Regions from separate parts of the Homo sapiens genome. Here regions 2, 3, 4, 5 and 6 are each linked to region 1. A link is a loop called in an ENCODE intact Hi-C map of the cell type or tissue named here. Cell type or tissue: PC-3. All regions are shown on one strand.

Region 1 (4,000 bases):
GTTTGGAGCTGAGAAACTAGCTTAATAATCAGAGCACCATGCCTGGTGGTCACTTATTTCCTTCCTCAGAACCTCGGCATCTGGGTATGCTTTGATCAAGGTCTTCTTGCCCTAGTAAGGGTCTCTCTTTGACGGGAGTTACTCTAGCACACTTTTGCTCCCGTGTTCATGGCTCACGTCTGTTCCGCGGGGAAAAATCCCACGTGCTTCCTCAAAGGTCAGCCTCCTCCACTCAGCGGTCCCACGGCTGCCTCCCACTTCTCACCCTCCCAGTATTTGCGGAGCGAGCCAGACGTGACTTCACTGTGTCCACCAAAATACAACCACAATATCTGGCTCGTGAGTGATTTCTTTAAAGTGCCTTTTCTTTGACTGGGGATGACAAGGGAGAGCATCTTCATTCTTTGTAGTTCATCAAAACTCATCTGAGGAAAATCTTGCTCCAGCTCTGGCTTCCTTCAAACCTTTCATATCATCAGATGGGTGAGGGGTGATGAGCTGTGCAATTGGTCTTCTCTTCCTCTTTCTAAATCCAGCCTCAAGATCTTGCACCTCGTTGTGGAGTAAGACATCTGTTGATTTATTAGTTCCTCAACTGAAATTTCCATTTTATCATTCTGTTAAATTTTAATTAATAAATTCCAAATTAGAGGAAAATATTATATGTCTTACAAAAATGCCATTTATACCTTCTCTTCCTTACCATGTATGAAGCTTTATCAAGATAACAAAAAGGAAAAGACATCATCGTTTCCCATGGTGTTTTTGTGACCTAAAGGGAAAGTAGAAATACAAAGAAATCATTAGAATGCAGGATGCGCAAAGTTGGGAGGAGCTATGTGGAAGAATGCACAGATGAAGGAACTTTGGAGTTAGGTTTTAAACAAAAAATTTGCTGGCTAGAGAAAGAGCTACAGGGAGCTAGAGAAAGAGCTACGTCCGTCCCTGTCTTTCCAGGCAGGGATGGGAGTACTTACAATGACTTGGGGCTGTAAAATAGAAGATGTCAAAGGCAAAGAAGAAATATGACAGTGATTCCACTGCACTCGGTCATATATACCAAGCAGCTTGCTTGGGTTTTGGAGGTAATGATGAACTAAAATCAAGTCTTGATGACTCACTGGGTGTGATAATTGAGGGGCAAAAAAAGTCAAATAAATCACGAAAATATTTTATATCACAAAATTGGCTTTATAGCCTTGCCAATGGCTAGATATTAGGGAGATTGGAAGGCTGGTGATAAGATGTCCCAGATGATGGGTCTGTGATGCCTGTGGGGCCTGTGGGTGGAGACATTCAGCATCAGTGCGATAAGTCCAGAAGTCCGGTGAGAGCCCAGGCTGAAAGGAGAGCTGGACACATTGCCTCACCGCTTTCAGTTTGCTTTGCTCTCCATCTCATGACACAAAGCCATGAAAAAATGGGTATTCGAATATGACTTTTGAAACCACTGATACATAAAATAGACACATCTCTTATGTGCATGCTCATTTGAAATAAAGCTGCATAGGTGATAGATAAACCTTAGAATATTTGGTCCAAATGGATATTTAAGAGACCACTGAGGAAGACTATTTCTAAAGACATTTCACCTCTCCCCACCCCAAGCAACACCTTAATTACAGCCACACAAAAATGCATTCAAAATCCAAATTTTGTTGCAACACAGTGCCATCTAGTGTTCAATCCGACTAATACCAAGAGACAATTCCCCAGGGATGCATTGAAGCTCATTCGGACTGAAAACCTGACCCGGGTGTTAAAGGAAAAGTTTTAGATGAAAAGCAAAGTCTCATTGTCTAGTCTTCCTTCTAGTGAGTGGTAATGCTCTGTATGTGTTTAGACATAAAGAAGCAGATGTGTTCATCAAGTTTGATTCGGAAGTCGTGCTTTTAACCTAGAGCCATGCACCTTCCTCATCTGATGAAAGTCTTCCTGGCATATTTGCTTTTGAATAAGATTTTTAGTTAATTATAATATAATTATTAGAATTTGGATTATCCATTTTAATTATAGTCATTAAAATTTTATGTAAATATAATTACCCCAAATATTATGTTGGCTTGAAATTGCAAGATTGGTTTGCAGATAGTTGTATTCTCAACTGCTAGACTCAGAAGGGCAGAGGCAAGAAACGTACCTATTTGTCTTAGCGGATTTTCACATCTGGAACAGCATTGCAGAAGTGTGTAGCTTGGTGTGGGAGCCTTCCCCAGGACGAGCGTAACCTGTGTTCTTGCCCCAGTGTTGTCATTAACCTGCCGTATGACCTACAGCAAGACGCTTAAGCCTGTGAGCCGTGTCTGTAACTTAGGAATAAAACAGGGTGATCTTTCTCATGTGCTTACCATAAACTCGATGATATGCTTCCTTTATTTTATTTTGTCAATCTTCACTACTTCACTTTGCTATACATGTTATGTTCCTTGTTTTATAAATGAAGAAATTAAATTCAGAGAGGAGAAAGTGAATATGCAGGCGGTCAGCTTGTCCGTGGCAGACCTGGTGGGGTGAGCCAGGGTGACCTGTGTCCAAGGGGACCCTGTCTTTGTATGCATCGCAGATATCATATACATCGCATCATTTAAATTCGAGGTACAGTAAAGCATCATTCAGTAGAGCCTGAAAGTTTCTTCACAGAAGCAAATGTTAAGAGGATTTCATAGATCTACCCCTATCTATGTCTATTTCTGTATCTCTATCTGCCTCTATTTCTATTGATTATCATTTACCAAGCTAGGCATCTACCTATCTACGTATTATCTCTGCCCACATTCATCTATCTATTCGTCTATAAGCTATATCTGTATTATATAGCTATCGATCTGTTTATCTGCTTATCTATCCATCTATCTATCATCTGCCTATCCCCAAGAAGCAATTGGTTCAAGGAAAAATATGTTATTAATAGTGATGCCAACATTAGATGATTTGGGTTTGGCAGTCTCCGCAAAGGAATGCTAATCTTAAGAACTTTATTTAAATACCCCATTTCATGTTTCAGCTCATGGCAACCTTACAGTTTAGATATTGATATTTACTACTGTCCAGATAAAAGGCTGATAATACCTGCTTTCTAACTTTCCTGTGATAGAATTCTGTCTGGAATTAAAATAAAATCAAGCTGTTATTCTTCAAGACCTCACGTTAGTAAAGGTTTTTATGAGTTTGTACTACCCAACTTTTGTGACTGTGAAGGGAGTGGGTTTTCTCATGTGCTGCTGGTGTGGGTATAAATGGGGCAGCCTGAGAGTAGAAATCTGATGTTATTGTTCGTGTCTGCAAATCTGCATCCCCTGTCTCAACAGTCTGACTTTTTATTCTACAATTTTTTTCTACTCATGCAAGTACAAATACTTGTATTCACTGCATTATTTATTGCAGTATTTAAAATACTAACTTTGAAGACAATGCGATTGCCCAGCCAAAGAATAATATTAAATAATGTAGAGTCCATCCATATAACACCATGCAATCTATGTAACTGTTACAAAATTATGCTATATTTGTGTGTACCGTCATATAAGGAGATCTAAGACATAATCTTCAGTGAAAAACTGCAAGTTGCAAACCTATATATTGAAAGCATATGTGCATGTGTGTTAACCACATTTACAGAGTGGTTATTATGTTCCAGACATTGGTCATAGAAGTTTACAAATATTAACTCATTTAATTATCATAATAGCACTATGAAGAAGGAGCCATCATTAATCCTCTAGATAAGGAAACTGTGACGTGGAAATGTTAAATAACTTGCCAAATGTACCTCTCTCTCTCTCTCTCTTTCTCTCTCTCTCTCTTTGTCCCTCTCCCTGTCCCTCTTCCTACCTCTGTCTCTACTTCCACATTCGCGTATGCAATGGTGTCTACATAGGTAGCAACATTTTTTCTTTTCTTTTCTTTTTTGAAATGGAGTTTTGTTCTTGTTGCCCAGGCTGAAGTGCAATGGCATGATCTCGGCTCACCATAATCTGTGCCTCCCGGGTTCAAGCAATTC
Region 2 (4,000 bases), 90 kb before region 1:
TAAATGTCACTTATTGATACTATTCAGTCCTTTTTCAGGGATGACATCCCAAATCACACCTGTAAAACTTGTCTCAAAATAAGAGTAATGCTCTTGAATCCCTACTGCAATGTCTGGGGTTATGGCACCACCTGCACCTGCCCTGAGGCTGTTGAATGCTGTGTTGCCACATCTCCCAACCAGACTCGCTGCTGGATCTACCATCTTCCCATCATGCACCTGCCTTGATGCCCCCAACTCTGGATGCTTTTGGAAGCTTCGAGTGTCACTTGTTACAAGTTATTCCGGAGAGCCCTCCTCCTCACAAATGTTCCCTAGGGAACAGGCCCTAAAAAGGTAAAGCATCTCAGTCATGCTCTAGAATTATGCAATTCCCCTTCCCAAAGAAGTGTCATTTTGCCTAAGCGAGACTTCAAATTGATTTTTCTAAGCAGACTTAAATAGAAAGCACTTTCTCTAAAGGGATGACATTCAGAAACATGCTATAATCTGTATTGGGGCTCCTCAGTTATGACCAGAAGACTGGGGTTTGAGTCTTATTATTTTTAATTCCATTTAATTTATTTTCTATAAGATATAAAATCTATACTGATGAATCTCTAAGCAATTCCTCCACCTCCAACCTCTCTCCCGAGCCCTATTCCTGTGAGGTCAAAATATGTTCACTTAGAAATCCAGACAAATCCTGGTATGCTACTTGTCTTCCCCAAATATCGTAGGTGTCTTCCTTTGGTTAATGACCATGGCATCCTTTTAGTCACTTGGGCTAAAAATATGATCACTTTTGTTCCTCTCTCACTCTTGTCACCCACATTAAATCAGTTACCCTGGTTTATTGTTTCTCCTTCTTTTATTCATCTGAGGTTCACTTCTCCTTTTCATTGTATTCTATTATTACTCAATTTAGGCAATTATTATCTCTGATCCATACTTTCATAATCATCTTCAGTTGGTTCCTGGACTTTTATTCTCAGATTACTTTCTTTTCTACATTACTTCCAGGTTCATTTTCTACCTCAAAAGTCATCTACAAAATAAAACCACCTCCAGAAAAAAACACGTACTTCTCAGATGGTTGTTAACTGTCCCCCAAATCTGTCCTCAGTTTGTCTGCCTAATCTACTCTTTAGTGAGCTTATTGTTGTAGTCTATAATGCAGTTTCTCAAACATTATTTCCTTTAATAATTGCATCAGCTGTGTGAGTTGGTATAGCCTCTATGATCTTTTCATTATTTCATTTTACAAATAAGAAAATAAATATACAAAAAATTGTCTGACAATTGGCATCAGTCATTCAAAGTCACACTGGAGTAAGAAAGAAAAGCAAATTCAAAGCTCACACCCTCACTGTTTTTCTGTCTCCCCAGAACGTTTGTTGAAATGTCAATTCTGAAAATGCCTTGCTCTCTCTCTAGGCAGAACTAGTTTCCCCCACCCTGGGTTCCCAAAAGACTTTCCAAATACACTTCCTTGGACACAGATCACATGCAAAGTGAGTATGTATGTTCATGTTGGTTTACAGTGAGATTCTTGCGGGAAGGAACTGTGCTTCTGTTTGTGCCTGGCGTTTGTCATGTGGCAGGATCTGACACATGGCGACAGGAAGCGCTGCATAATGAATAACTGCATCTCTTTATTACGTAGTTTGAGACACGCACTGATACCTAGTGCAGTAGGACATTCCTAGCCCCTAAAGAAGTCACAATCATATTTTGATTTTGACAGGGAAGGCTATTTACTTGCTCTACAGCATGTGTGAATGTGTGCATCTTGCTAAACCTGAGACCAGAATTTATTTTGGAAAATCAACTGACCACTCTAGTTGTAAAATAGAAAATAGATTTTGTGAGAACCTAAATTCTTATCATGAGTCACAGTGAGTTAGGGCGTAAAGTCATGTCTGGTTTTGAAAGAACATTTGTATTCTTCTGCAAACGCCTTTAATAAGAATTTAGCTATTAGTAGAGCATGAGTTTTTTATAGATTTAACCTAAGTTGAACCAATAAATTTATCCAACCTCTGATGGTTCCATAAAATGACTAATATTGAACATTTTAATATTTTATGAGTGACTAAGCAACATCTTGACTGTTTGCTGGTGGAAGATGTACTTAACTGGGAATTACAATAAGGAATCTAAAGCTTTGCTTTTTATTATGGTTTAATAGGTTTAGTCTTGCAAATTTCAAGAAAATGAATGATGTCAAGAAAAGAAATAAGGCTTATGTTATTAACTGTAGGTAGTGAAAGAGTCCAGAACTAGCAGCAAGATGATCAATTGGACAAAACATATGTTTAGGAATTCATTAATGCTGAGTCATTGCAGTTCATTAGGTTGAGTGAAATATGGGTGAGAATATAATTGATTGAAACAGTGGTTCCTGATCATCACCAGGCACTGTCTGTTTGATATTTGGAAAAACCTCTGTCATTAGGAGGAATTCTTGAGTCTCATAGGTGTTTTTGAAGGGTAAACATCATAGCACTTGCTCTGTATAACCCTAAATAAACATATTTCCCATTGCCTGTCTGTGCATAATCATATCATCTGCATTAGAACCAAGTGTGAAGGTGGCTCTGGTCTGCATATTCCATCTGCATGGTATGAAGAAGTTGGAAAACTCTGGTGCCTTTCAATTCTAAGCATTAGGTTTTCACATTTTCAGAGCCAAAGACCAACACCTAATGTGTGTACTTAGGCTGATTGAATAATTACTCTGGGAAAATGCCATGTTATAAGATGATGCACAAGGCAAGAAACTGCCTCGCTGGCTGCCCAGCACTCAACTTCAGTACCCTGATTGTAATCTCAAAGCATCAAATTGGTGGATCCCTAGCACAAATGCCTTTCCTTTTTATTTTTCATATTTAATCTTTTTTTCTTATTTTTCAAATTCATATGACCATTGCTGATTTGAATTGTTAAACAACTGGAAAGTATTTCTATAACTATAATGGTAAAATATATTCTAGACTCAATAGTCCGATTATATTTGAGAAAGAAAAATATCCCAGAGATCAAGGCATAATATTTGATATTAAAAATACTTTTCTTCTATTCTTTCTCCAAAGTTTCTTTTTCATCATTCCCTATATGTTAGTTTGTTCTCTGTCCTAAAATCAGCTCACATTTACCCACATTGTGTTAAATATTTTTCCTATTATATGCTTATAACTGAAGTTCTTCAGTGCTTTTAATGAAGTGCTCTACTGGGAGCCAGTTCTAACCCAGAAAACCAAACTAGATCTAGAAATAGAAGTCAACAATATGTGGTTTTTACATTTGAAGAGTTCACAGCCCAATGAAGGAAACAGAAAAAGTGAACAAAAACCCCCAAACTACAGTGGAGGAAGCTTCAACAGAGGTATTAAATGAGTAATAAGAACACTGATGAAAGGGGAATGATCCCAGCCTTTGGAAAGAGGAGATTAAAAAACAGCTTTACAGGGGACAGCAGGTATCAGAGAGGGATTGAAAGTTTAACTTTCCATGGTCTACTCTAAAGTACAATATTTTATGAACCAGGAGATCTCCAGCTGCCATTGAGAATATTGGCTTTCATGAAATCCTTTCTTGAATGTATTGCCTGAATAAATATCATTGAGGCACGGACTTCACTGCCAAGTAATAATTCTAATGTTTGGTTGTAGAAGAAATTGGAGTTTCAATGTCATGTAGATATTTGTAACAAACAATGGTGCTTGATGTAACAGACTCCAAATTATTCTCAATTGTCCTATTGTGTGAATTATTTATGAACTTTTACACATCTGTAAACTCTTAGAATAAACCATTTTAACCATTCCATACATAGCCAGAAAAACATTATCAGACATCTTTTCACATGACTTACTTACAATTCATTGATTTACTTCAACATAACATTTCAAATGTACAAATTGCAACACTTTAGTTGTCCAGATGCTTAACAATTAGATATTTCCATTGTGTATCTTTATTGGTGCCCGCAAGTGGATTCAAACGCTTTGGGAATTAC
Region 3 (4,000 bases), 1.3 Mb before region 1:
TTTTAAAAGGCCATGTACTTAGATGACTCCAGTTCTGTTGTGCTAAACATTTTAATTGTGTTCATTTATTAAACAAATATTTATAGAATTTATTATATGCAGGGCACAGTCTAATAAAAGTAGTAGCTAATATATTATGTGAGCCCTCATTCTGTCCCATGCATTGGATTAAGCACTTTACCTAGCTTATCACATTTAATGCAGGTTGCATATCCCTAATCTGAAAATCTGAAATCTGAAATGCCCCCAAATCTGAAACTGAGTGCCGACGTGATGTTCAAAGGAAATGCTCACTGGAGCATTTGGGATTTTGGATTTTTGGATTAGGGATGCTCAGCTGGTACTGCCGAAACTCCCAAATCTGAAACACTTCTAGTCCCAAGCATTTCAGATAAGGAATACTCAACCTGTACTTCTAACCCTAAGAGGCAGAGAGCAGGAGTTACCTAAGACCTCACAGCTGTAACTGCGCTTCCCCAAGTCTGTTTCTTGGGGCCAGGAGCCTGTCCTCTGTAGCTGCCAGCTAGGCAGTGGGTCTGAGATACCAGAAATATAGAACTAAATATTTTAATTTCCAGATAGATTTTAACTTTTCATTGATATATCTATGAGTATTTAGAATAACTTATTAGGGTATCAATGGGAATGTTATAGCAGATAGAAATTTTTCTGCAGTGTTGAATTTATCTTTTCTGTTGAAAAACGCGAACAACTTAGCAACATATAAAATCTCAAATAAATGCTTTATTTAGTTCTAATTGTGTCTAGTAACTGTGCTAGGTTTTGTGTGGAAAGCTTTAAAAAATCACTTCTGATATTTAGCACTTAAACATCTGGTACATCTGTTTGTTTAAGCCTTTATACCATTTCTATGTCTACTATATGGCTATAATTTTTTTTAGGTAACTTTTTCAATAGGTTTTCTTTTCTTTTCTTCTTTTTTGTTTTTCTTTGAGATGGGGTCTCGCTCTGTCGCCCAGCCTGGAGTGCAGTGGCGCGATCTCGGCTCACTGCAAGCTCCGCCTCCTGGGTTCACGCCATTCTCCTGCCTCAGCCTCCTGAGTAACTGGGACTACAGGCGCCCACCACCATGCCCGGCTAATTTTTTTTGTATTTTTAATAGAGACGGGGTTTCACTGTGTTAGCCAGGATGGTCTCGATCTCCTGACCTCGTGATCTACCCGCCTCAGCCTCCCAAAGTGCTGGGATTACAGGCATGAGCCACCGTGCCCAGCCAATAGGTTTTCTTTTACTTTTGATTTTGAATGTATTTTCTCAGACTTTACTCTCATAATGCCATTTTCAGTGTTTAATGCAAACGTAGAATGAAGAAAAAATATTAAGTGTTCCAAAGTCATGTGTTTCTAACGTCAACATGAAAAACTCAGGTATATTAACCCAGATCTTCATTATCCAAAACCCTTATTGTACGAGTTATCTTAAAAGATTTAACATTGAAAAAGTATATAGAACATTCCAAAGTTCTACAGTGTTTGGAATTGTTGGAAACTAATACCAAAGACAATTTCTTGAAATATATGTTTTAATATGTAAGAAATACATGTTTAATATGTAAAAAAAATTATTACTTGTGCAGGTTTACAGTTTATTTTATAATATAGTAAGAGCATTATGTATAGTTATATTTTTCAAACAAGTCTGATTATTAAAGAATTCAATTTACCAAAAAAATTACATATGCCTTGACAGATCAAGTAGCCAACTTTTTCCAGAAGTTGATTTTTCCAGTAAAGGTTTGTGATTTCAGAATTTCAAATCAAAATATTTAAAGACTTTTTAAAATACAAGAATAAACAAAAGTGATTTGTAACAAAAATGCTAGCTAATTCAAATGCTAAGAAAATGTCTAGCTGCTGGTGTAAAACCATGCTGCAGAAGTGGCTCCTGTTAGCAATATTCAAAAAGTCCACAAGATGGGAGCATTTCACTACAAACATTATTAGCATGTTTGGCCAAAAATAAGATGTAATACATTTTGCTTTCCCCTTCCATAGAAAAACAAGTCAGAATTTAATGAAAGGTTGAATTTCCTTTTTTGTTGTTGTTAAAAAAAAAAATGGCTTCAGGACATTTTTCAGCACTGAGAATCACGATCCTAGGCAAATGAATGGGTATCTATTCATATGACATAGTTTTTAAGTGTTGTACTACTTTTGTCTCCTCAAATTAGTTTAAATTAACTTTTGGGAAAATAGTGGCTATGAAAAAAGAGGAGCATAAAGAAATCGATCTGCTTACAAATTTGCATTTAGATATAAAAATATTAAATCCTAAACATTGTAGAACTTCAGTTCTATACTTTTTAAACATTAAATCTTTTAAGAGAACTTGCATAATAAAGATTTTGCCTTAATCTGAAACATATTCATAGATCTACTTTGAGTTCAGAGCCTCCTTTCTCTATGCCTGTCATTCAGTTTTATTATCAAACATTTGCGTTCTATATATGATTAATGTAATACACTTTTAGATTTCTTAAAGACGACAATTGCATGGACAATTCATCACTTGGTAGCAACTTATGATATTGCTAGTGATGCCTAAAACAGCTATGAAAATTTGATCTCATGTACTTTTGTCGGAACATTTTAAAATATCAAGTATAAACTCTTGATGCCAAAAAGCAGGCTTTGCTTTTTAATGATAGACACTATTTTCACATGGAGTCAGTTATGAATTATTTTGCCTCTCTTACCACTTTACTAAAGTCTTCTCTCATTACCCTAGCTGAAAGTATTGCTTTGTCACCTGAATTACTAATATCTGATTACTTGCATGGTTGTAACTGGGTAAATATCATGCAGTAATACACTATTTTTTAGACTTGTACTCCCAGTGGAAGCCTGTCTCCAGATCTTATGCAAAAGTCCAATAAATGAAGCAGAATTAATACAAGTTTATTGATTCAAATTATAACATTTCCTAACAAATTCAGTTAGTGAGAAAAATGAGCTATTCTGAAGAATATTAAAATTGGAGAATTGTGGACAACTGTTACAATCCTAAATTGGTTTAAACATTTATTTATTTCTCTAATTAGTTTTGGGACTGTAACATTAAGAAAGTCCTAAATCATGAGTAGACAGAAATGTTACCGGTGTTTAAACTTTCTTTGTGATGACAGGATGTTTTCATTTAATCTGATCTAGAAACTTGAAAGATTGATTGGGAATATTGTTTTATAGGTGAATCACCAATAGTATCTTGGAGTTGTTCACATTTCTTATAATTATTTGAAGTGTTCTCTGCTTCTCTGACTAGGTGAAAGTCATGTCATGCAATTTTTAAATCATTTTTACAGTCTTTGCTCAGGCTTCTAGGCTGTTGTGTAGTGTACTGGTTTGCATAATTTTGTAAACAAAAAAGTGCTGATCTGGATTCTGAAAAAATGATGAAGGAAATTAAATATGTGCATGAAGATGGAGGAGAAGCTTTATTTCAGTCTGCAAAAAACTGAAACTAAAAGAAAAACCCAGGATGACTTATGAGCACAGCTTATTTGTTGATCTTCTTCAATTTGTTAAAATGTAATATGTAACAGCATTCTTTTCTATTATAGTTTTAAGGAGTTAAAAACGTGTAAGTCATTACCTGAGGGATTTTGAGCCATGTCTGTGGCTCCTGTTTGAACTGGTGCAGTGAGCAGTCAGCAGCTTTTGAAGCAGTCAGGAGCAGGTACCCGCTCTGCTGCTATGTCTGTGGTGGTGTTGCATCCATTGCTTACCTCTCTGAGCCTCAGTTTCCTCATGTTAAAAATGGAAATAATAAATACCTTATGGGATGCAGAGAGAGAAGTTAGATAAACTAGGTAAAGCACCTGCCTCAGAGAATGGCAGACAGTAGGTATTCAGCCACTTCGTTCTTCTTAAAATTCCCTCTCAATTCTTCATAACTTTTAAATATAGTTTCCCTGTTAGAGTTTATATAAGAAGAGGGATACAGAGCCCCTAAATGTACCTTCCTCAGAACATTCGACGTC
Region 4 (4,000 bases), 380 kb before region 1:
TACAAAATTATTAACTCTATTAGGCTATGTAAATATAAGGTAGTTATGGTACAATTATCATCCTCTTCACAATTGCCTTATTAATACTCAACCATTTAGTTGCCTTTCTGTAAATTTTCATGAGGATAGAAATTATATTTGAATGTGCACAGTATGTCAGCCATTGAAGATGCTCAATAAATATTAGGTACAGAATAAATACATCTTCCAGATGAAAGTTTTCCAAAGAGAGGATAATAAGCCACTAGTGAATCATAAACTGAATTTAATGAGGCATTACAAGCATTTAAAAAAAAGTAGAACAGAGTGAAAAAAGAAAATATTAGTGCAGTATACTGGCAAAACTGAGAATTATTTGGTTGCTATTTGTTATAGATGTGTATGTATATTTGGAAATGTATGAATCTCAGGGTAGAGTGCACTTATACTTTTTACCTGAAGATATAATCAAAAAGTCTAAAAAGTACTTCTTTAAACAAGAGGAATTTAAATTTTTAAATCCTTGGAACATTACACAACAGATAATATGAGTGAAAAAAGTTTTGTGTCAAAAGTACTGAAGAAACTTCCTGGGTGAACACAGGTACAAGTCAGCGTTTTTCGGTTCTCCCCATGGACATTATACCAAAGCAGCAGGGAGAACGTTAAAAGACAAAACAAAATGAAACAAAAACAAGCATATAATCTCCAGTTTTAGTGGAACTTGATGATACATATAAATCCACAGATCTCTAAATACATACAAAGCTTGCCCAAATCCTCCAAGATCATGCAGAAACACTGGTGTAAGGAAGGAAGGAGGAGAAGGTCAGTGGTAGTGAGAGACCCAGCAGGTGACCTTAGAATAGGCCAGCAAAAGACACTCCTGAAGGCAAGCGGGTACCCCAAAAAGAACATATTTTGCTGCCTGTGTGGCAACAATGGGTCGGGAAACTGGGGAGAGCAAGGATGGTGGAATAATTGTTTCTGTATCTATTTTGAATCAGGGCAAAGATAACTTAGGGGTAGAGAATGACTCACCTGAGGTATTAGAGAAAAACAGTTTCTGTGGCAGTGGGCATCTACTGAACCTTCCAGCTCTGAACCCTAGATTGTCAGCCTGCTAGTCTTAGTTTCTCCCCCAACAGCCACCACTCTCAGAAATTCCTGTGAATACGACTTAAGAAAATCCAACCTATTCAATGCTAAGTGTTAAAAGACACAACAATGATCTAACAATAAATAAATGTAAAAAAACTTGATATATGATGACTTACCAGAAAAAGTATTGCCATATAGCAAAAGAAAGTTGTTCCCATTTCCCTATGAAACACAAGGCTTTGAAACAGTTTACTCTGAGCAGAAAGACCACAGCTCAGAAATGCAAGACTGGAGGGAAATAATTGAAAGCTGATAAAAGGAGATTTTTTAAAAAGTTACTAGTATAACTTGAGAACAAAAGTAGAAGAAAAGAAATGGAAAGATCATAAAAATGAAGTGTGGGAAAATAGGTACTTCACAAAATCTACCAAGAGACACGGCTAGAAATGAGAGATGTGAAAAACGTACAAAACTAAAACAAATAGAAATGAAAACAAAGGACTAAAAAGGATAAGAAAGAAAATAATAGCCATAAAAAGGCTAGAAAATAGAGCTAACATACACATTGGCGTCTCCAAAGAAGCAATAGAACACACTGCCACAGTAGAATACAACAGACATTTAATGTTATTAAAAAAAACAATTATTGGCCAGGCATGATGGCTCAAGCCTGTAATCCCAGCACTTTGTGAGGCCAAGGCAGGTGGATCACCTGAGGTCAGGAGTTAGAGACCAGCCTGCCCAACATGGTGAAACCCCATCTCTACTAAAAATACAGAAAATTAGCCAGGCTTGCTGGCCGGCATCTGTAATCCCAGCTGCTCAGGAGGCTGAGGCAGGATAATCTCTGGAACCCGGAGGCAGAGTTTGCAGTGAGCGGAGATCGCACCAGTGCACTCCAGCCTGGGCGACAAGGGCGAAACTCTGTCTCAAAAAAATAAAATGAAATAAAACATTTATTTTCCTGAAATGAAAGAATACTTGAATCTATGTGTGGAAAGTCTTCATTATGTGCTAGAGGAAATTGATGTGAAATGGTCAACTTTGAGACCTGCACGAATGAAGCTAACGGTTTTAAAGATAAAGGAAGAATTCTTAGGGCAGCCAGGGAAAACATCACAATAAGAATGGAAAAAAATGTAATCTCAAATTTCCCCCCAAAATCGTTAACACCAGAGGAAAGTGAGGCAGCACCTACATGACTCCTCCAGGAAATGTGAGGACCAATGATTTGATATCTAGCCAATCTGTCTCTCAAATATTAAAACTATAGGCAAACTTTATGAAAAACAAGAACACCAGGAGTATGACTACAGTATTGCCAAGAACCCGCACAATAAAATTACTAGAGGATGAACTGCAGCCAAGAAGTGATGGGGGAAACTGTCACCCTAGTGGTGAACATTGAATAGAATGAACTGTAGACATGAAACAGAAATTCCCATGAGTATTGCTGAGATATAGAGAACTACAAATTTCATATGCCTAGGCAACCGAGAAATGACAAAATTGGGAGGGAAAAGGAGAAGAAAGGTGAGGCAGAGTCAATTTTTTGATGACTTTAGCTGTGATAGCTGGCTATTGGATCGTATCATTTAAAGATGAAAAATCAAATAACAGAAGTATAAGCATATTTGACAAGACAAAAGTCCACGTTAGCAAAGACTTCATGGACTGAAATTAGGGGATTGAACAGAGAAAGATGACCAGAAGGGCAAAGTACACATTATTTTCAACATGGTTTACAATAAGGAAACAGTAGATACTGTCTAAGTAAATAGAGACTAGGGGTGTTATATTAAAGTTTAGCACTAAAGGTAAACATGAAAGAAAAACACAGATTTTTCTAAGTATTAGAAAAACCACAAAAAATAAAAATGATCATGAAAGTAGACCACATAATTTTAAACAACAAATCAGAAAAGGTAACATAAAATGTCAGAGGAGTTTCATGTGTCAACTTGTCTAAGCCACAGTCCCCAGTCATTCAGCCATTTAGGTGTTGCTAAGGAAGTATTTTGTAGATGTGATTGAAGTCCACAATCAGTTGACATTAATTAGGGAGATTACTCTAGCTGATCTGGGTGGTTCTGATTCAATCCATTGAAAGGTCCCAGGAGCAGAGCCGAGGCTCTCCTGAAGAAGAGATCCTACCTGTGAGCAGCAGAAGCTCTTCTGGCCTGTGAATCACAACCTGTCTTTGCTGGTGGCCTGCCCTACAGATTTTGGACTTGCCTTGCCAGGTCCCACAACTGTATAAGTCAATTCCTTACAAAAATATGTTCATGTATATCTGAGCTACTGGTTTGTTTTTTTCTGGTTAAACTGACTAATAAAAGAGGCAAGTTCAAGTATATTTTTCTTATCAATAAATGTAAATAGTATATCTCTCCTATTATAAGAAAAAAATTTGAGAAAGAATCAGAAAACACAAAACACAATCCAACTCTATAATGTGGAAAAAGACACATCTAAGCAAAGTGATTGAGGAAACTTGAAATTAAATGAATGGGCATAGCATAATGGTAAATGCAAGAATTATATAACTAGTGGTAATGATCTTAATGCCAGGCAAGATGGAATTCATTGCACAAAATATAAAATGACCCAAAGTTGATGAGCTTCTATTTTTAAATAATACTCTCCACAATGAAGAAACATTGGAATCTAGATACTTAGGGTTAGGGATTAGAACCACTTTTTTAATCACTACATTCTAAGTCCTTGGTCAATTTCTGACACATGGCAATTCCTCAATAAAAATGCTTGCCGAGTAAATTTATGAGCGGTTTTGAAAATCTATGCATAAAGTATCATATCAGCAACATTTACAAAGTAGAAATTAGAAGAGATACAGCACGAAATTTAGCATACTGGGATAACAGACATTAATTCCTCTCTCTTATCTCACCAGCCATGA
Region 5 (4,000 bases), 310 kb after region 1:
TGTATGCCTATGTAACAAACCGGCACGATCCAAACCACCATGGCACATGTATGCCTACGTAACAAACCGGCACGTTCCAAACCACCATGGCACATGTATGCCTATGTAACAAACCGGCACGTTCCAAACCACCATGGCACATGTATGCCTACGTAACAAACCGGCACGTTCCAAACCACCATGGCACATGTATGCCTATGTAACAAACCGGCACGTTCCAAACCACCATAACACATGTATGCCTACGTAACAAACCGGCACGTTCCAAACCACCATGGCACATGTATGCCTATGTAACAAACCGGCACGTTCCAAACCACCATGGCACATGTATGCCTACGTAACAAACCGGCACGTTCCAAACCACCATAACACATGTATGCCTACGTAACAAACCGGCATGTTCCAAACCACCAGGGCACATGTATGCCTACGTAACAAACCGGCACGTTCTGCATATGTATCCCGGAACTTAAAGTAAAATAAAAAAATTTAAAAAAAGAATAAGCCACTCTGCTAAACAGCAACCCCAAATCCCAACCCAGCCCTCAGTACAGGCCTTGCTGGGGATGAGAGACGCTGCTTGAGAAGATGATGGATCATGCTGTATGCCCATCTGGTCTCCAGCTCCAGGCTCTCCCAATTTTTCTTCATTTCTTTTGTTTTCTCTATTCAGATGTGAACACACTGTACTTAAATTCTATGGCCATGTGCTAAGCTGTATGTTAGCATGTCAAGGCCCAATTTACTGACATAGCAGTTTTCCTGTGTACCTAAAGGTATACAAATTCTGACTTCTTATTTGTATTTCATGATGTTTGAACTTTAAGTGAATGACCATGTTTGCAAAGAACAAAGCACATTTTGAAATATAGTTTTGAATCTCGAAACCATTACCACCTTTCCCAGTGGTGTTGGCCCAGCCACACCAAATGCCCTGGCCACAAGGGAATCTAAATTGGGTTCACTTAACAATGCTGTATTCTGCATAGAGAACTGGGAGAAGTCATGTTTACATCCACCACATTATCCCTGTGGTCCAAGCTATACCAGATACATAGAAGAAACAGTGGGGCCTAGCAAAAGATGGCTTTCCTTCTAGCTCCACCACTCATGACCTGAGTGTCCTTGGGCAAACCACGTAATCCTGTGAGCTCCAGCATACAAGCTTCTTGCTGAAAGTGTCCTCAGGAGAGCTAATCCTGGAGCGCCAGACACCAGCACGTGCACAGCAAAATTCCCTGTGTTCCCCTGAGGCTTGTGGTCCAGGAGACAAGGAGGGGATTCGGTCACTGCTCCTCTACATCCTTGTGAGGCCAGGACAGCAGCCCTGGGGCTGCAGGATGGATGAGATCATGAGTGATTGCAGATTGGGACCAGTCCCACGGTCTCTCTTCCCAAGGGATGGGTGCTGAAAGTCCTGGGCTCAGCGTTTAAAGACACGCTGATAATTTACAGCCTTTTATGAGGTTTCACATTCATTTTGGAATTTCTTTTGCCAAGTTTGAATCTCATGTTGGGCCTTTTCTCTTTTGGGTAAAAATATCTCTGGGCTGGCCCGGGCCCTGGAAGCAGCAGGGTTTTCTGCTACAACAGTGACACCTGCTGTTGAGGACAAAGTGGGTGATTTCTCAAAGACAATTCTCTGTAGGGCCAAGATTACTTTCATATTTCCAACATCTGGAAGGAGAAATCAATTCATTTTGCAGGGAATAAGTACTGCTGTGCTGAACAAGCAAAAAATCAAATGAGAGGCCAGGGATAGGAAGAAATAAATAAAAGGAAAGAAAATGTCTGCTTGGTTGAGAAACAAAGAAATCAAAGACCCCCCTGGCTTGGCACAAAGCAGCCTGGTCATGGGTCTGCCCTGCCAGAAAAGACTAAACAACAGGTGGCCCTCTCCACCCAGGACTCTGAGAAGTCAGAGCTGTCCCTGGGCACCTCCGTCGAAACACAGGACACTGAGACCAGGCATCCTTAGAGCAGAGTCTGTCCACAATGAAGCTGGCACCTGCAGATGGAACTGCTGAGGTCCTGTCACCATGGGGTGCGGGGAGTGAGAAATGAGAAATGGCCTCACTCTTCTGTCTGCCCTGCATTGTGAAAAAGAATCCTGTTTGCTCCAGGCTCACCAGAGTTCACCTGACATTGCAGACACGTTCAACAACATAGCTCCCTGATTCCTTTAACGCCCTAGAAATTCAAACAGGAAACATTTGGCATCTACGCCTATTTCCCATTTGCCCTGTATCTTAGGAAACAATTCTATCACTACTATTTTAATTCACCTTAACTTTTAAATAAGGCAGGATTTGAAGTTTCTGCAATATTTCAACTTCTTATCGTATAGATTTTTTTTTAAGGTAATCTTTGAAACGACCTGTTTTCCAGGTAGTCATGGAAATACTTCCAAAATGACTATTTTGGGGTTCCAAAAATATTTTCTCACCTGTATGTATATAAGGTTCAGCTTTCATTTTGACCCTGATAAGGAATCCATCAATTACATGCCACTAATACCTAAAAAGGAAGAGTCGTCGTTTGGTGGCAGGAGTGACAGTCCTGCTGGGAGGGGCAGAGCACTGTCTGCAGCTGGGTGACCTGGGAGATGTCTTCACCTCTCCAAGTTGAGTCATTGTTCTGTGTGCATCAAGTCAAGAAATCAGTATAACTCAAGAGTTTTTAAACTTTTAAAGAAATCTGTTGAATCTGTTTTGCATATACAAAACACAGTCCTGCATAGAAGTCTAATTATAAAATTATTTATAATACTTTTATATTTTATATATTTATTATATAATATATTATATAGTATTCTAATATATCATATATAATAATATATATTATTATATATTATATATTTTTGTATTTTTATAATAATTTTATAATAATAAAATATAAGATGAGGGTCCCTACTTTCCCCCAAAGCAGCCTTGAAGACTCCCTGGCAGCATGGAGACCGTCGGGGGGCAGTTTGCCAAGCACAGGGCAAGCCGCCCTGATCCCCAGCCCACGGAGCTTTCAAGCTCCAGCACCCCACATCTGCATCTCAGCTACAGAATGAGGGTGCCTCGGCCTGCTGGGCTCCTTCACAGTCACTGTGAGGATCAAGGGTGACTGCTCATCTGAGAAAGCATTGATTAATGCAAAAAGATAAACTAATATTGCACTGTTTAAAAGGAAAATAATAATTTTACTTCTGTAGGTCTCTCCTTTCACGACTATAAAATAAGAGCTTTTGATTAGGAGAAAATCATTAATAAAACATTGTTATCTTCAGGCAATATGTTAAACACAGTCATTTTCTTTGCTTCTTACATCGGCTTGCTGTGACATACATCTTCAGCTCCATTTTTTGGTTGAAGAAACAGGCCCAGGGGGATTTTGGAAGTCAGCTAGCAGCACACAGCAAGGCTGGTTCTCACGGCAAGGCTGATTCCCGTGTTCCTGCGATTCCTAGTGAGTGCTCCATGAGTCCCTGATCCCACACACTCCCCCCATGCTAGCCCAGAGCTCTGTAATTCTGCCATTCTCTGAAACTTTGTGCTCACATTCTTACAGTGGAGAGTCGTAGCTTTGCACATGGATGTAAAACCGATAAACTGCGATTCCAACATACCACAGCACTCCCCTCTCAGGCTCGCATCCATAAAATATGAGCATCCCTAATAAACAGCAGCTGTACCACAGAGCGGGCTGTGTCTTCAGGCAGAGTCTCTTCAAGGTGTTTCTGGCACATCTACCTGGGCTGTCTTGACTCCTCTACCCCAGACGTGTGGTTCTAGTCAGTGTCTGCTGGAATCGCATAGGAACCTGCTCGCATTCCCTGGTACGCCTGGACTAGCTGTTACAGGGAGACTTCATTTTTTGCCCCCATATCAGATTCTCCCCCCTCATTCATTTTAATTTCATTGATTTGCCCCTTATCACTTAATACATTTTCCTCCTTATTGGCATCTGGGCTGAAGGCTGCAACACAAACAGCAAAAGACCAAATCAA
Region 6 (4,000 bases), 680 kb before region 1:
ATGTGATTCTGGATTTCACACCGTGGCAGTTAAACACTTTTTTTTTAAAGTTTATGGGCAGTTTTATTTTGTTTGTTATGTCTTGTTTCTGTGGGCATGGAAGTTTTACTTTATGCTTTTTGTCTATGCTTTTTCTGACCTCTATAAACCATCTCTCAGAAAAGCAGCCATGTGCTCTAAGAAAAATGAATCTCAACATCACGGTTATGTCATTGGAACAGGGGTCTATGTCTGCCTCAAAGTTTGCTCACAGAGGAACACACCTCTCCAGCTAGTGATTAGCCAAACTGATCGGACCTTTTCTGTTTGGGACAATTGCAGCAGAGAAGCGGATTCTGAGCAATGGGGTGGGATGGATCTTAGCAGGGCAACCGAGGGCAAAAGAGGAGGAGAAGAGAGGTAGAGGGAAAATATCTGAGGTCCGCTGGACCCATCTCTGCTTCTCCAGACACAAAAGAGCCAGGCAGAGCATTTCACTTCTGGATATAAATGAAGACAAGACAAATGAGAAGAAGCAAAGGCTATTTATCCTGAGCTTGCTCTTTGCAAGGGAGTCAACCACCATCCCTTTCATTTTGGCAGAGAATCCAAGTCAGGCAGAGGAGCAGAAAAGCTTCCTGGTGGAATAGGGAGGCTTCAGGTGGCCCTGATTGGAGGCTGTTGGCGGGAAGAAGCCAGAGGTGGCCCACTAGAGGCAGGGTCTCCTATGGGACTGGTCTGGGGCACGTAATTGGCTTTCTCTGGTTGGTCTTAAGTTGGAAGAAGGCAAAAAAATTAGGAAAGCTGTCAGTTCTTTAATCAAGTCTTGGCTATTTGGGGCCAGTTGTTACAGAAGTTATTGTTTAGATCCCTGGATTCTTCCTAGAAATAGCTATCTGGCTTCCTGCAAGTCTGACTTCCAACAGGTTGGCTTCCTGGGCTATTTACTGTAGAGAAGGGGCTGGTTTATTGGTCTGGCCACTGCAGGTTGTAGTCGGAATTCTATTTTCGTATACGCTTTGGCCGTTGCCTGTTTGTGTTTTCAGTCTCACCCCACTCTTCTGCAGTGGCCTTTCTTGCCTATAAAGAGTCACTCCCTTTGCTTGCTGGAAATTGCCCATTGGGAAAGTTTGTTTGCCTTTTTGTTCTTCCTGAAGCCTACATTGCTTGCAAATGTGCTTCTGAATAACTTGACAGCATTTCTTCTCTTCTGGAGTCAGTTGGCTGGATGGCCTTATGGGGAGCAGGTGTTTTGCATCAGGATGTACTTCTTAGGATGTAGGAAAATAGCAAAAAATGCTTCATAAATATGGAAGCATAATGACTGTTTAATTTGGAAGAATCTCTATTTGCAAGTTTTAGGCCAGTCTCGGAGATACGGGGTAAAAAGTCAAATTATGGAGTCTCTTGTAGCCTTTATCTGTGTTATATAATACAGAATTCACTTCTCCATGCTCCAGTGCTCACAGCAAAGGCAGGGTGAAGTGCATCTTCATGAAATCAGGGAAAATCACATTGTTATTTAAAATGTAAACTGTGCAAGAAATAAATTATTTCTGACCAGGTCCTATTAAAGAATGCAAACGTGATTAATTCCTGGCTTAGAAAAGCACTTATCTCTACCAATTACATACCACTATTACAGTGATTATTTTATAAATGCTAATAAACACTATCTCAAGTTAATATTTGCTCCTGAGGAAAGTTTGCCAAGAGCTTAGAATACATTTACGGAAGATTTTTGCCTGCTAGGTTTGTGTACAAAGCTTGAAACATCAAAATCCTATTAGCCTCATTAATTTAAAAAAAGCAGTGCACAAAGAGTTGTAGCCAGTAAAGCTGAAATCTGATACAGAAATAGAAAAACTTTGGAAATGTTGCATAATCAGGCAAATACTGTTCATCCCTAATGAATTTCAGCCGACTAACTTTGCTATTGATTTAGTCTCTGAGATGACCTCTACTTAAATCTATGCAACGTGCCCTTGCGCATGTGAGTCATAAATAATGGCTGAACTCTTGCTAAAGATTAAACAGACATTGTTCATGCTGTGTAGACTATGGACTATCGGCTTAATATACTGATGCTGGAATTAACAACTGGATGTTGGCTAATGTTCTTAGCAGGAAAAATCAGGAACTCATTCATGATCCATGTATCAGGTGAAGCATCACATTTAATAAATTGTTTCAGTGGGGTTTGCATCAACTTAAACTACTTGTGGGTATGTAAAAGAAAATAAGTTTGAATTTTAGTAAATGTGTTAGATATTCATACATTCTTATTATTAGGCCATGGAGTCCAGGAAAAAACTAATATTTTATTAAACTGGTGTCATAATTATAATATCTTCCTTAGATTCATATATTGTAATTATATAACAAATGATCCACCAATTTAGAATCTTCTTGTCAACTTAAGTAAAGCCTTATCCGTTAACCAGAAAATGCTCAGGTTTGCTACCATAATTTTCTGTATTTACCTATAGATCTTAGGCTTAGTCAATGAGGAATAAGTTGTGGGTGAGTGTGGAAGAAGCGGACTGAGTCTGCATCTGGGTCTTTGATGCAACGAACTTTCTGCAGACGTTACTGTCTGATGGATGTCTCAGGCTTCCTCATTTATTGAGGGCTTGAGGTAGGATTTCTGGTTGCTAAAGAGTAGAAAGTAAGATCTAAAATTTCTTCTTGCATTCCACAATTTATTGTGTGCCTAAACATTTTTATTTTGGTAGAAGAGGACAAAAAAAGGCATGCTAGGCTCTCTGTATGTATAAATCCTGAGAAAGTCTAGGAGAGAAAGATGCTTTGTAAAGTACTAAAGTATGTTTGTATTTCCTCTATGGAATTTATTTAAAAACTGTCCTGAAGATGTTTGATTTACCTGATTTTATTTTTTAAAGGATAGGTATTTGATTTTTAGAGAGCCCTGTCTATGGGAGACAGTTTAGGTTAGTGACTAGAAGTACAGGCTCTTAGGCAAGTTACCGGATATGATTTTCTTCTGTTTTCTCAATAGCAAAATGGGTCACTTGGAGACTTAAGTAAGCGAACCCATGAAATGTGCTGAAAGCTCCAGCCAGGGACTACCACCATGGTAGCTACCATCAAGGATAAAGGTCATATGCAGGGCTGGAGGGGCAGACACAACTAACAGTCTTGTGTGTCCAGCTCATCAGGAGAAAGACCAACAAGGTGCAGAGAGGCACAAGAAAGGATTGTAGACACCACCAGGGACTGAGAGGTTCAAGGAATTATTTGTCTGCCTTAACAATGTAAAACAAAGTCTTTTTAGAATGGAATTGCTACCTCAAAAAAGAACAAGAAAGTTCAAAAATTCAGCAATCTAATCTGGGGAAGTTTATGTTTACTTAAGGCTTGAAACCAAGGGCCAGCCATGCTCATTCTGTCTACTATGGGAGCTGCTGTGAAAACATTTGTCAACAACTAACCATTACTCTTTCAGCCAAGAAAGCACTGCTCTTAATGTCTTAAAATACAGGTTTTGGGAAATAGATGAGCAACTATGATGCATGTGTATGTGTGCATGTAAGTTGGGGTAGAGTGCACCAACTCTGCCATTGGCAAGTGGACAGGTTACACTTACATATGTTTATAGCAAAACTTAACTGAACAATTAAAAAATTAAATTGAGAGAAGTCACTGAATATAAGAATGGCATATAAAAAGAAGTAAGTTGGCAAAAGTTTTAAAATTATTAAGGTTTATAAATTCTTTGATTTTTAAAATTTGTAATAAACTATTCCCTTATTTGCTTATTCAGTAAACTTTTATTATCTATCATGTGCATGACACTGCTAAAAGTATATGGGCTAATAAGTTAAACATGCTCCCATTTTTACGGAAATTATGGTCTTGTGAAAGAGATAAACATTAAACCATTATTATTAGTTAATTTAATTTTAAGTTATTTAAATTGTTATTACTTAATTGGAACTGAGGCGTTCAGGGTGCTGAGAGAGGTTAAAGTGAGTAGATCGGATGCAGTTTGGTGCATATA

The links. A loop is a pair of places that touch in the nucleus more often than their neighbours do. Peaks named below come from ENCODE experiments on the same cell type or tissue, not always from the same donor. Only the 100,000 strongest peaks of a DNase experiment are listed, where the experiment ranks them.
Region 2: it touches region 1 in a loop (7-fold over the local background); 5 of 110 quality-filtered maps call a loop at or near these places.
Region 3: a loop joins it to region 1, with 3 times the contacts of the local background. A loop is called at or near these places in 29 of 110 quality-filtered maps.
Region 4: a loop joins it to region 1, with 3 times the contacts of the local background. A loop is called at or near these places in 4 of 110 quality-filtered maps.
Region 5: it touches region 1 in a loop (7-fold over the local background); 7 of 110 quality-filtered maps call a loop at or near these places.
Region 6: it touches region 1 in a loop (4-fold over the local background); 2 of 110 quality-filtered maps call a loop at or near these places.

The regions. Positions count from the first base shown.
Region 1 is chr2:7,425,160-7,429,159 of GRCh38, reverse strand. It overlaps LOC100506274 (a long non-coding RNA gene), which reads right to left. Exons shown (of 6, transcript NR_038432.1): 2 at 2,141-2,309; 3 at 704-772. Among named protein-coding and RNA genes, the nearest start is that of LINC01871, 300 kb to the left of the region's middle. In PC-3, CTCF peaks have their summits at 1,465 and 1,679 (motif pointing left); a DNase peak (open chromatin) is centred at 1,679; H3K27ac peaks cover 768 bases.
Region 2 is chr2:7,514,864-7,518,863 of GRCh38, reverse strand. No RefSeq gene overlaps it. Among named protein-coding and RNA genes, the nearest start is that of LINC01871, 210 kb to the left of the region's middle. In PC-3, no CTCF peak of the experiment used is centred here; DNase peaks (open chromatin) are centred at 1,563 and 1,953; H3K4me3 peaks cover 932 bases; H3K27ac peaks cover 3,964 bases.
Region 3 is chr2:8,759,692-8,763,691 of GRCh38, reverse strand. The region is part of intron 22 of KIDINS220 (kinase D interacting substrate 220); the gene reads left to right. Among named protein-coding and RNA genes, the nearest start is that of KIDINS220, 76 kb to the left of the region's middle. In PC-3, a CTCF peak has its summit at 1,940 (motif pointing right); no DNase peak of the experiment used is centred here.
Region 4 is chr2:7,808,315-7,812,314 of GRCh38, reverse strand. All of the region lies in intron 3 of LOC105373408 (a long non-coding RNA gene), which reads left to right. Among named protein-coding and RNA genes, the nearest start is that of LINC01871, 85 kb to the right of the region's middle. In PC-3, a CTCF peak has its summit at 2,483; no DNase peak of the experiment used is centred here; H3K27ac peaks cover 1,483 bases.
Region 5 is chr2:7,116,814-7,120,813 of GRCh38, reverse strand. No RefSeq gene overlaps it. Among named protein-coding and RNA genes, the nearest start is that of GRASLND, 200 kb to the right of the region's middle. In PC-3, a CTCF peak has its summit at 1,591 (motif pointing left); no DNase peak of the experiment used is centred here.
Region 6 is chr2:8,101,205-8,105,204 of GRCh38, reverse strand. The region is part of intron 7 of LINC00299 (long intergenic non-protein coding RNA 299); the gene reads left to right. Among named protein-coding and RNA genes, the nearest start is that of LINC00298, 130 kb to the right of the region's middle. In PC-3, no CTCF peak of the experiment used is centred here; a DNase peak (open chromatin) is centred at 1,934.